2 separate regions of the Homo sapiens genome follow, and region 2 is linked to region 1. A link is a loop called in an ENCODE intact Hi-C map of the cell type or tissue named here. Cell type or tissue: mammary epithelial cell. All regions are shown on one strand. Links, peaks and the distances in the headings refer to the core of each region. The heading gives the core; the rest is flanking DNA. Region 1 holds the start of LOC105370194 (a long non-coding RNA gene). Region 2 overlaps LINC01198 (long intergenic non-protein coding RNA 1198).

Region 1 (5,388 bases), core at 147-5,146:
ACTGGTTGTTAAATGTCCTGACTGTCATATCCTAGGTGTGGAGAAAGGGGCCAGGAACATCCCCCGCCTCCTCTTTTCTATCAGGGAATCATGATTCCCTGCTTGGTATGGAAACCTGAGGTGTAGGAAAGTGTTTCCCCCAAATAATGTTACTTTCCAGCACTCCTTTTCCAAAATTCAACAATCAATCATTAAAAGCCTTTATTTATGTAGCAGTGGCTCATTATAGAAATGATTGTACATTATAGAAATATTGTTTAGTTACAGCTTTTAGTAATCAAACTGCTATCTCTGAAAACAGTTCTCCTTCAGAGACCTGGAGGAGACGCCCGGTCTTAAGAGCTGTATGTTATCTAGGCCAGGCACAGTGGCTCATGCCTGTAATCCTAGCACTTTGGGAGGCCAAGGCAGATGAATCACCTGAGGTCAGGAGTTCAAGACCAGCGTGGCCCACATGGCAAAACCCCGTCTCTACTAAAAATACAAAAATTAGCAGGGCGTGGTGGTGCACGCCGGTAATCCCAGCTACTCGGGAGGCTGAAGAAGGAGAATCACTTGAACCCGGGAGGCGGAGGTTGCAGTGAGCCAAAATCGCACCACCGCACTCCAGCCTGCGCGATGGGAGCAAGACTCCATCGAAAAAAAAAAAAAAAAAGAGTTGTGTGTTATCTCCTGGAAGTGAAAGTTCAGGGGAAAGTTTCCATAGTTGCTCTTACTCCTGTCCATTAGTTGGGTTGATTCTCCTTATCTCAATCAGAATCCTTCCTGAACCTGCCCCAAGATATGGGATGAGCCATCACTTGGGCCAGCAACCCAGTGAAGACACCACAAGTCCTTGATTCTCTCTCCCGGTCCAGACTGAGAAGTTGCTGGAAATCAATTATTTTAGCTCAGCATAATGCAGACCATGGTAATATTCATCAGCTTAACCTGTCTTCTATACATTCTTGCATGTTTTCTTCCTACTTTTTGAGCTTCAAAGTTCTGCCTGTGCTGCAATGAGATACCACTGTACACCCTCTCAAAGGTCCCCAACTTAAAAGACTGATGATACCAAATGCTGGCGAGGATCTGGAGCAATAGGAACTCATGCATCGCTGGTGGAAATATGAAATGGCACAAACACTTTGGGAAACAGTTGGTCATACACTCACCATATGACCTAGAAATTCCACTCCTGCATATTTATCCAAAAGAACTGGAAAAAAAACCCCAAAGTCCATTAACAGAATGAATAAACCAATCTTGTTATATTCATACAATAGGATACTACTGGAAATAAAAAGAACAAACTGCTGATAAATCCAAAAGCCAGAAGCAAAAAAGAACATGCTGTATGAATCCATCTACATGAAATTCTATAATAGGCAAATCAATAGTGAAAGAAATCACATCTTGTTGTAATCACACTCTAAACCGTAAAATTGGATACTCTAATTATATACAATTTATTCCCCCACAAATCTTCATGATGTCCATGTGGATTTCCAAGTGACTTTTTTTCAGAAACCACACACAGAACTTTAAAATCAACTGTATTGAAGTATAACTTGTATAGAATAAAATATAACCATTTTAAGTGTATTGTCTGATGAAGTTTTGACAAAGATATACATCCATGTGTACTCCCCAGTTAAGATATAGAACATTTAGTTGTTTTTTTTTTTTTTTTTTTTTTTTTTTGCGACAGTCTCACTCTGTTACCCAGAGTGGAGTGCAGTGGCGAGATCTTGGCTCACTGCAACCTCCACCTCCCAGGTTGAAGCAATTCTTGTGCCTGAGCCTCCCGAGTAGCTGGGATTACAGTCGCCTGCCACCATGCCCGGCTAATTTTTGTATTTTTAGTAGAGATGGGGTTTTGCCATGTTGGCCAGACTGGTCACGAACTCCTGACCTCAAGTGATCCGCCTGCCTCGGCCTCCCAAAGTGCTGGGATTACAGGTGTGAGCCACCGCGCCTGGCAATATAGAACATTTCTGTCATCTAGCAAACAAAGTCCTAACTGGAACCCCAGAGGATCTCGTTAAAGAAGCAGGACTAAACTAAGTTAGGCTGTGGGTTCCATCCATAGTGCCCTCTTTCTACACACACACAGTTGCCCCGACAGTTACCCACACCCTGCATCCCTAATTTCTACCCACAAACGGCTGGGTACAGTGGCTCACGCCTGTAATCCCAGCACTTTAGGAGGCCGAGGCGGGCAGATCACCTGAGGTCAGGAGTTCGAGACCAGTCTGGCCAACATGGTGAAAGCCAGTCTGTACTAAAAATACAAAAAAGCCGGGTGTGGTGGCAGGCTCCTGTAATCTCAGCTACTCGGGAGGCTGAGGCAAGAGAATCGCTTGAACCCGGGAGGTGGAGGTTGCAGTGAGCGGAAATCGCACCACTGTGCTTCAGCCAGGGTAACAGAGTGAGACTCCATCTTGGGGGGAAGAAAAAGAAAAAGTAGTAGTAACCACACCACGTATTGCATAGGGGTGTTGTGAGGGTTAAATTAGGTAACGTGTGTGATATTTGTAGATCAGCACCTAACACTTCGTAAGCCCTCAATTAAACATTAATCATTATCTGAGTGTTGCTACAATTTTGTAATTTCAAGGTACTGTGGGTCTCAGATCTGCCCACGAGAGGGCACTGGTGACACAGCTTTGCCTCAAAAGGTTTCCAGTTGAAAGACCAGGCAGCTTTGCTTGTGTCTAAGGAACTAAGGGTCCGATTTCTCATGAGCTGCTGAACCACAGATTTTAGAGCTGAAAGACACCCTGCAAGTGATCTAATCCAGTCATCAGATGTTGCAGTTATAAGCCATAGGCGGGTAAATGTGGACCTGGTGAGTACGACTTACAAAACCAACAGTCACAGGAAAAGCAACTTCACATGCGTTCTCTGTGGAGTTGAAAGGTAGGACAGAAACGCCATCTTTCTGGGAATAAAAACGCACCAAAAGTGTTAACAGCGTGCCAGGCTGAAATGAAAAGAAGGCACTGAGGTGTATATATGTGTGTATCTGTGTGTGTGTGTGTGAGAAAACCAGAGAGAGAAGAGAGAGGTCATGTAGATTTTTTTTTTAGATGAAAACAACGGATACTGGTTCTTTCTTCTAGATCAGCTCAGGAGACCAAAATATTCAAGATTTTCTTTGACAGGCTGAGCCTGAGAATGTCTTCCACACCCTTTCTCTGCTAAGGGGGAACTGTCCTACTTGCAGCCCCTGCAACTCAGCAGCCTGTTGGGTCCCTTCCCCTCCTCTCCAACCACACCTGACCCCAGGGGTCCCAGGCCTTAAGCTGGCCTGGGACATTCATCTCATCACCTGGTGTGAAAGATGCGTTGGGCCAGTCAGATCCTTGCTTTTCAAGATCTAAAGGATCAGAAGACAGGGTGGCGAGCAGCAGGAGCACAGAGTAAAACTTCAAGGAGCAGAAAGGCCCCAGGGTGACCTGGTGGCCTCACACAGGCCAGCGCATGAGGTAGCTGGCCTAGCTGTTGGAGCCATAGAGGAGAATAAGCCCACTGCAAGAAGCAGAAGGGCTGCTAGCCGAGAGGAGACTGGATGCCCCTGGAAGAACTGAAGGAGGTAGCAGGGTGCCTAGTGCATACCTCATTCCCCTTTTTGAAGCAAGTTGTTTGGGTCTCTAGTTCCCCACAACTAAATTCTGTAGAGAAAATTTTGAAAGTGTGATCAGATTGGAAACCACGTGGCAAAGGCAACACTGCGTTTATGTACAGACATCTCATTGTAAGAGAGCCTGCAGGGGTGTGTGTGGAGAGGGAAGAGAACAGGAGATGCTGCTGCTGCTCCTCCTCCTCCTTCCCCTCTTCATTGTCCTTTTTCTCTTCCTTTTCCCTCCTTCTCTTCCTCCTCTTCCTTGTCTTCTTTCCCCTCCTCCTCCCTTCTTGTCTTTTTCTTCCTCCTTCTCCGCCTCCTCTTCCTCTCCCTCCCCCTCTTCTTTCTTGTCTTCCTCCTCCTCCTGTTTCTTGTCTTTTTCCTTCTCTTCCTCTTTCTTATCTCCTTCCTTCCTCCTCCTTTTTCTTTTTTTTTTTTTTTTTTGTTTTGAGACGGAGTCTTGCTCTGTCGCCCAGGCTGGAGTGCAGTGGCCCCATCTGGTCTCACTACAAGCTCCGCCTCCCGGGTTCACGCCATTCTCCTGCCTCAGCCTCCCGAGTAGCTGGGACTACAGGCGCCCGCCACCACGCCCTGCAAATTTTTTTTTTTTTTTTTTTTTTTTTTTGTAGAGACGGGGTTTCACCATGGTAGCCAGGATGGTCTTCATCTCCTGACCTCGTGATCCGCCCGCCTTGGCCTCCCAAAGTGCTGGGATTATAGGCGTGAGCCACTGTCCCGGCCTCTTCCTCCTTTTTCTTCTGCTTCCCCTCTTCTTCCTTAGCTCTAAGAGGAATTAGAAAAAACTTTTTACTTTAAAATCATTTCATAATTAGAGAAAGTTGCAAAAGTAGTACAGAAAATTCCCATACCCTTTTGCTTAGATTCCCCAAATGTTGACATTTCTATGATTAAGGAAATTGTGACATATTTGTGCAATGCAATACAAACCGTAATTAGCCACATTAGCTAATACAAACCCTAATGAGCATATGGCTAATTAGCATAAGGCTAATTAGGGTTTGTATTCTATTGTACAAATTTTAACATTTGACAAATGTTAAAAACAAACTTGAGCAAAAGAGTCAAATCATGGAAGACGTTCATTAGTGATCACTTAACATAAATTTCACAGACAAAGCCAAGCATTACGTTGTTTACACTAGAGATCTACCCATAGGTGGTAGAAACGTTTTTTGTTTTTGTTTTTCAAAGCAAGTGAATGATGAACATAATGCAACATAGTGGTTGTCACAGATGGAGGGTGGGAGACAGGATCAGGGAGAGGTACTCCAGACCTTTGAAGGTACTGCTGATATTCTTTATTATTGACTGATTTGTTTTTAATTTAAAAAATACACATAATAGTATATATTTTGGGGGCACATAATGATGCGATACATGTAATATATAGTGATCAGATCAGGGTTAATAAGCATATCCATCATCTCAAACATTTATTATTTCTTTGTGTTGGGAACATTTAATATCATCCTAGCTATGTGAAACAATATTGTTAACTACAGTGATTCTACAATGGTATAGAACACTAGAGCTTGTTCTTCCTGTATAGCTGTAGTTTTGCATCCTTTAACAAATCTCTTCCCATCACTCCCTTATCTCTACTTCTCCCAGCTATTAGTATTCTCTGTTCTGCTTTCTACTTCTGTAAGATCAACATTTTAAGCTTCCACACATGAGTGAGAACATGTGGTATTTAACTTTCTGTTTCTGGCTTATTTCACTTAATATAATGTCCCCCAGTTCCACCTATGTTGCCACAA
Region 2 (5,388 bases), core at 67-5,066, 130 kb before region 1:
TGTGGCTATGGCTCTGGCTCTGGCTGTGGCTATGGAACTGGCTACGGCTGTGGGTATGGCTGTGGTTATGGAACTGGCTATGGCTGTGGATGTGGCTCTGGCTCTGGCTACTGTGGCTACCGGCCATTTTGCTTTAGAAGATGCTATTCTTCCTGCTAAAACATCACTGTCAGAGGACCATTTGCTTCTAAGATGACACGTCTAAAGATAATACTGATTCAAGGATTCATACTCCAAGATTTCTATATCCAAGGATTACATGCCTGACAGAGTCTTGGACCTCTAGCCTCACATTTCTTTGAATGAAATCATGGCCATAGGATCCACGGTGTCATCTGACTGTTTTCCAAATGTTATCTTTTGCTCCCTTAATCTCTGATTCTCTGTTATGACTGTGTTAATGATCATAACATCTACAATTGGGGAAGTCAATCATTTGTAATAAAAATGGTTCTTTATTCCAAAAAAAATGTTTAGTACAAAAGAGTCAAAAAGCTAAAATAAAATATAGTTTATAAAGCAAAAAATTATCAGTAAGCTAAGTTTAATGTATTATTGAAGAAATAAAATGTATTTTATACATTTACCCTAATGCCTAATGTTTAAGACATCTACTGTAGTGTACAGTAATATCCCAGGCCTTCACATTCACTCACTAATCACTCACTGATCCACCCAGAACAATTTTCAGCCCTTTAAGTGCCAGTCGTGCTAAGTGGTCTATATAGGTACTGTTTTATTATTATTATTATTATTATTATTATTTTATACTGTGTTTTTACTGTATCTTTTCTAGATTCCAATAAGTTGAGATACACAAATATTTATTATTGTGTTACAATTGCCTATATTATCCAATATGGTAACATGCTGTGCAGGTTTGTATTCTAGAAGCAATAGGCTATACCTTATAACCTAGGTGTGTTCTAAGCTATACCATACAGGTTTATGTAAGTACACTGTGAAATCTGCATGGCAAACATCATTGCCTTATGATACATTTCTCAAATTTTCAGAACATATCCCTGTCGTTTAGCAGCACATGAATGTATTTGATTTATTGTCTTGATGTCCCTTTGCTTTCCCCATGTGTTACCATCAACTGCCTAATGAAACAGCCTGGGATTGTGTAATGACTAACTTAGTGCTTTGAGTTTAATTCTTTTTCAGCCACTGTGGTATGTTGATTACTATATTAATAATGTGTCTCCTTTATGTGCTTTTAAATAGTTACTTGGTCATGAACTATTGATAAGCTTTGGAAACATGATTTCATTTATTCTGCAGGATAACTTCAGGAAGTGGGTATTAATTCTCACGGTATAAGTGAAGACATTAAGCACCAGAGTTTAAGTAGCTTGGTAAGTGTTATTCCAGTAATTAAATAGGCGTAAATAGAGTTCAACTTTCTCAGTTCTATCTATAATTTCTTTCTATGTATGGGCTTATTTATATCAACCAGTATACACCTTGGTTTCGGCAATCAGTTATTGACTTTCTTTAAAGAAGGAAGAGAAGAAAAAAAAGGGAAGAAAAAACAAAAACCATAACCCTCTTTTACTATCAGACACCACATTTTTCTCTTCCACATTATCTTCTTTAAAGAACTGCATGTTGCAGAGTCTATGAGTGCAAGTGCTAGAAAGGCCAGGTAGAAATATTAAAAGTGATGCAGTTCAATACTGACAGTGATGAAATACAGAATGTATGGACCCTAATGTCCATAAAATGTGGCACAAATACACCATGGAATACTATGCAGCCATAAAAAAGGATGAGTTCATGTCCTTTGTAGGGACATGGATGAAGCTGGAAATCATCATTCTCAGCAAACTATCGCAGGGACAAAAAACCAAACACTGCATGTTCTCACTCATAGGTGGGAAATGAACAATGAGAACCCTTGGACACCAGAAGGGGAACATCACACATTGGGGCCTGTCGTGGGGTGGGGGGAGGGGAGAAGGATAGCATTAGGAGATATACCTAATGTAAATGATGAGTTAATGGGTGCAGCACACCAACATGGCACATGTATACATATGTAACAAACCTGCACGTTGTGCGCACATACCCTAGAACTTAAAGTATAATAATAAAAAAAAAGAGAGAATGTATGGACCCTATAATCTCAAGGAGGGGCGGCAACCCGGTTGAATATTTTTTCAAGCCAGTTTAGGGAAAGATTGATAAGGTTTCCAATTTTTCAAAAGGACCCATAATCCAAATTTTTATATGAAATCTAATTTTTAATTTGAGTTGGAAATTAAAATCGATGTGTTATTTATGTTATGATCTCTACTTTTGGTTCTATGAGATTATTACTTGTTTAACTCACTGTAATCTGAATTCTGCCACCCACAAGCCATATTAATGGAGATCGTGAATGACTTACATGTTGTCTTTTGAATACATATTAATTTGCATCTTAATTGACCTGCAAGCAGTTTAAAACTCTTCAGGTGTGTTTATCAAAAGATGCCTTCATGTGACTTTTTATCTTTCTCTACTCTTTCATCAATCTCATTTATTATTAAATTTCAGTTATCAGCTGCCATGCCAGTAACTGCCAACTCTAAACATTTATCACAGTTTACTATGCAAGCTTTATAGGAATATTAATATACCTCATTCACATATTCAGTATACATCTTAAGTATTAATTCCCCAAACATATGATTGTCGTTCAGGAGACTTTCTTTGAACCTCAATAAATGTCATTACACTTTATAGCACTCTATTTTTGTTTCATAGAACTTCACTGTTTTATTAATCATTTCTTTGGATAATATCATATATCTTCTACAAAAGTATAATTTCTATAGGGAAGATAATTTTATTTCTTATTTTTACTGTGACATTTTAGCATCTACTATGCTGGCCAGCACGCCACATATTTGTCAATAAATAATGTATTGACTCTCAGCTCCAAATTTACCCCGCAATCACTCTGCCATAATGTGTGGAATTCCTCTTGTATTTACTTCCTCATAGTGAGCACAGTATTCAAGTCTTCTCAGTAGAGGGCACCGGAGAGATGTTGTAGAGGAAAGGGCTCTCCTATGGTGCCTGGCTCCTTACAGTGAGTGGGCGGTGTGAGTGTGAGAACATCTAGAGGTGCTATACTTCAGAATCTGAGGTCCCTCAGGAATCTTACAGCTGGGGCTGGCTTCCTGCAGCCTTCTCAGCATGGACACCACAATTTGCAGGCTTCATACCTCCACAGGTTTTTTGATTCCCTCTGCCCACCTGTGTACCTGGGCCCTTGCTAACTTTTGCCTGTGGCCTGCTTGCAGTTAAGAATTTGTCATTTAAAAAAAAAAAAAAAAGAACTTGTCATTGGCAGCCAGGCGCGGTGGCTCACGCTTGTAATCCCAGCACTTTGGGAGGCCAAGGAGGGCGGATCACGAGGTCAGGAGATCGAGACCATCCTGGCCAACACGGTGAAACCCCGTCTCTACTAAAAGTACAAAATTTAGCCGGGCGTGGTCGCGGGCGCCTGTGGTCCCAGCCACTCTGGAGGCTGAGGCAGGAGAATGGCGTGAATCCGGGAGGCGGAGCTTGCAGTGAGCCGAGATCGCGCCACTGCACTCCGTCTTGGGCGACAGAGTGAGACCCCGTCTCAAAAAAAAAAAAAAAAAAAAAAAGACTTTGTCATTGGCTCACTCCTTCTATATCCTTTTACCTAGATCCACTGAAAGAGATTCAACTGTGTGGAACCTATGCCGTGGAGAATTGCTTTCTGCCATTGTTATCGTCCAGCAGTTGCCGAATAGCTCTGACCTGAGCAAAGCAGTGAAACGCGGTGCTGTTGAGTGGGTTGCCACTGCACCTTTTTCAACTACTCTAGTCTTGTGGAGAAAATACCCCTTCTAAATTTTTTCTTCATTGAATACTCTCCCTCAGCTCCAGAGTACCATATAGAGTTTTCTTGTATTTTAGAGTTACTGTTTTATCAAAGTTTACCAGTCTTTTGTATTACATTTCTCCTGTCTAAATCGACTGTGTGGTTTCTACTCATTATGGATATAGATTGATACAAACTCAATAAATATTTTTGAATGAATAACTCCACAGTCCAAGTTATTTTAATCACTATACAAAATCTCCAGAGTTTCTCCCATATTTCTGAACATGGTAACTATGTATCAAGAGACAAACCACAAATTTAAAGAAGGTGTGGTCAAATTTTATAAGTGTTTATAACATTTGTAAATGTTTGGCATCTAGAATACATGTATAATTCCAACAAATAAATAAGAAAAAAAAATAATCCAGTGGGATATTGGGCAAAATATTGAAGCCAAAGTGTCATAAAAGAGGAAATATTACTTTTTAATACACGTGGAAAATGTGTACCCACCTGAGCAATCACATAATGCAAATGAAAGTTAAAACAAAATACAACAAGGCAAAAAAAATTCCCTTGCTTAAGCCTAATGTAAACAAACAAACAAAAATTCATCAAAAGACTATTAGTTTCTATACAGTCAAGGATAATGTCCAAAATCTGGAGCCGGGAACTGATTCAGTGAGGAAACCAAGCTCACCACCATTAAAGATAAGTTGCTATAACTTACATGGGTGTCACTATTGTTTCAGTAACTTGATCTTGCCACTACTGCTATTGCTACCAGTGAGAATTTTATAGTGCTTAAATGTATCATTATATCATAATTAAAATTCTGGGGAGTGGGTTAATCTAATTGGTAGAGCTTAGGTCATCGGGCATACCCTAGCTGCAACAGAGACTGAGATAATGATTACCGTTATCTTCAGCTTCTATAGTAGGTGGCAAACTCTGCATTGCAACAACAATCACAAAATAAAAGGTTTCTCAATCATATAAAGGTGATTAAGATACTGAGCAGCCGAAATGCACATATGTACATAAACAGACACTCTCATTACACATATGCCCAAAGAGATTTATTTCAGTATTCTATATAATATTAAAAAATTGAAGAAAATCTAAATATTGGCCAATACAAAAATGCTTGAATAAATGGTGACATGTTATTGGCAGACATTATTATTAGCAGCCATAAGTCAGTCTCTATATGCCACTTTCTCTGGCATTCTACTATGGAAAATAAACAAATAAACACTTTCAAAGTTTCTCTTTTGCCTTTTAGTCCATGTAAATTATATCTTGGTTAGTAATATTTGAAGAGAGATCTCCTGTGAGGTTTATGAGAAAGTTATTTCTCTTCCTATAAAGACGTGTGTGTGTGTGCGCGCGCGTGTGTGTGTGTTGAGGGGCTGTACATAGGAGACCAGCCTAGTTCTTGCTTAATAGTGAGGGCATAATACGGTGAATTGAAGCAACTACCTTTCAGTTATGAGGCTACGGGTCTAAGAATGAATGTGAGGATTGCTGATGGAAAG

Evidence for each region. A loop is a pair of places that touch in the nucleus more often than their neighbours do. Peaks named below come from ENCODE experiments on the same cell type or tissue, not always from the same donor. Only the 100,000 strongest peaks of a DNase experiment are listed, where the experiment ranks them.
Region 2: it touches region 1 in a loop (6-fold over the local background); 2 of 110 quality-filtered maps call a loop at or near these places.

What each region holds. Positions count from the first base shown.
Region 1 is chr13:46,319,050-46,324,437 of GRCh38, reverse strand. LOC105370194 (a long non-coding RNA gene) reads left to right here and starts at 2,679. Exons shown (of 3, transcript XR_941946.4): 1 at 2,679-2,830. RefSeq lists enhancers at 2,943-3,442, 4,500-5,048. In mammary epithelial cell, for the core only: a CTCF peak has its summit at 2,623 (motif pointing right); no DNase peak of the experiment used is centred there.
Region 2 is chr13:46,453,813-46,459,200 of GRCh38, reverse strand. LINC01198 (long intergenic non-protein coding RNA 1198) reads left to right here. Exons shown (of 6, transcript NR_120426.1): 5 at 1,288-1,361; 6 at 3,690-3,998. It also overlaps the pseudogene LOC112268117. Among named protein-coding and RNA genes, the nearest start is that of LINC01198, 10 kb to the left of the region's middle. In mammary epithelial cell, for the core only: a CTCF peak has its summit at 3,021 (motif pointing right); no DNase peak of the experiment used is centred there.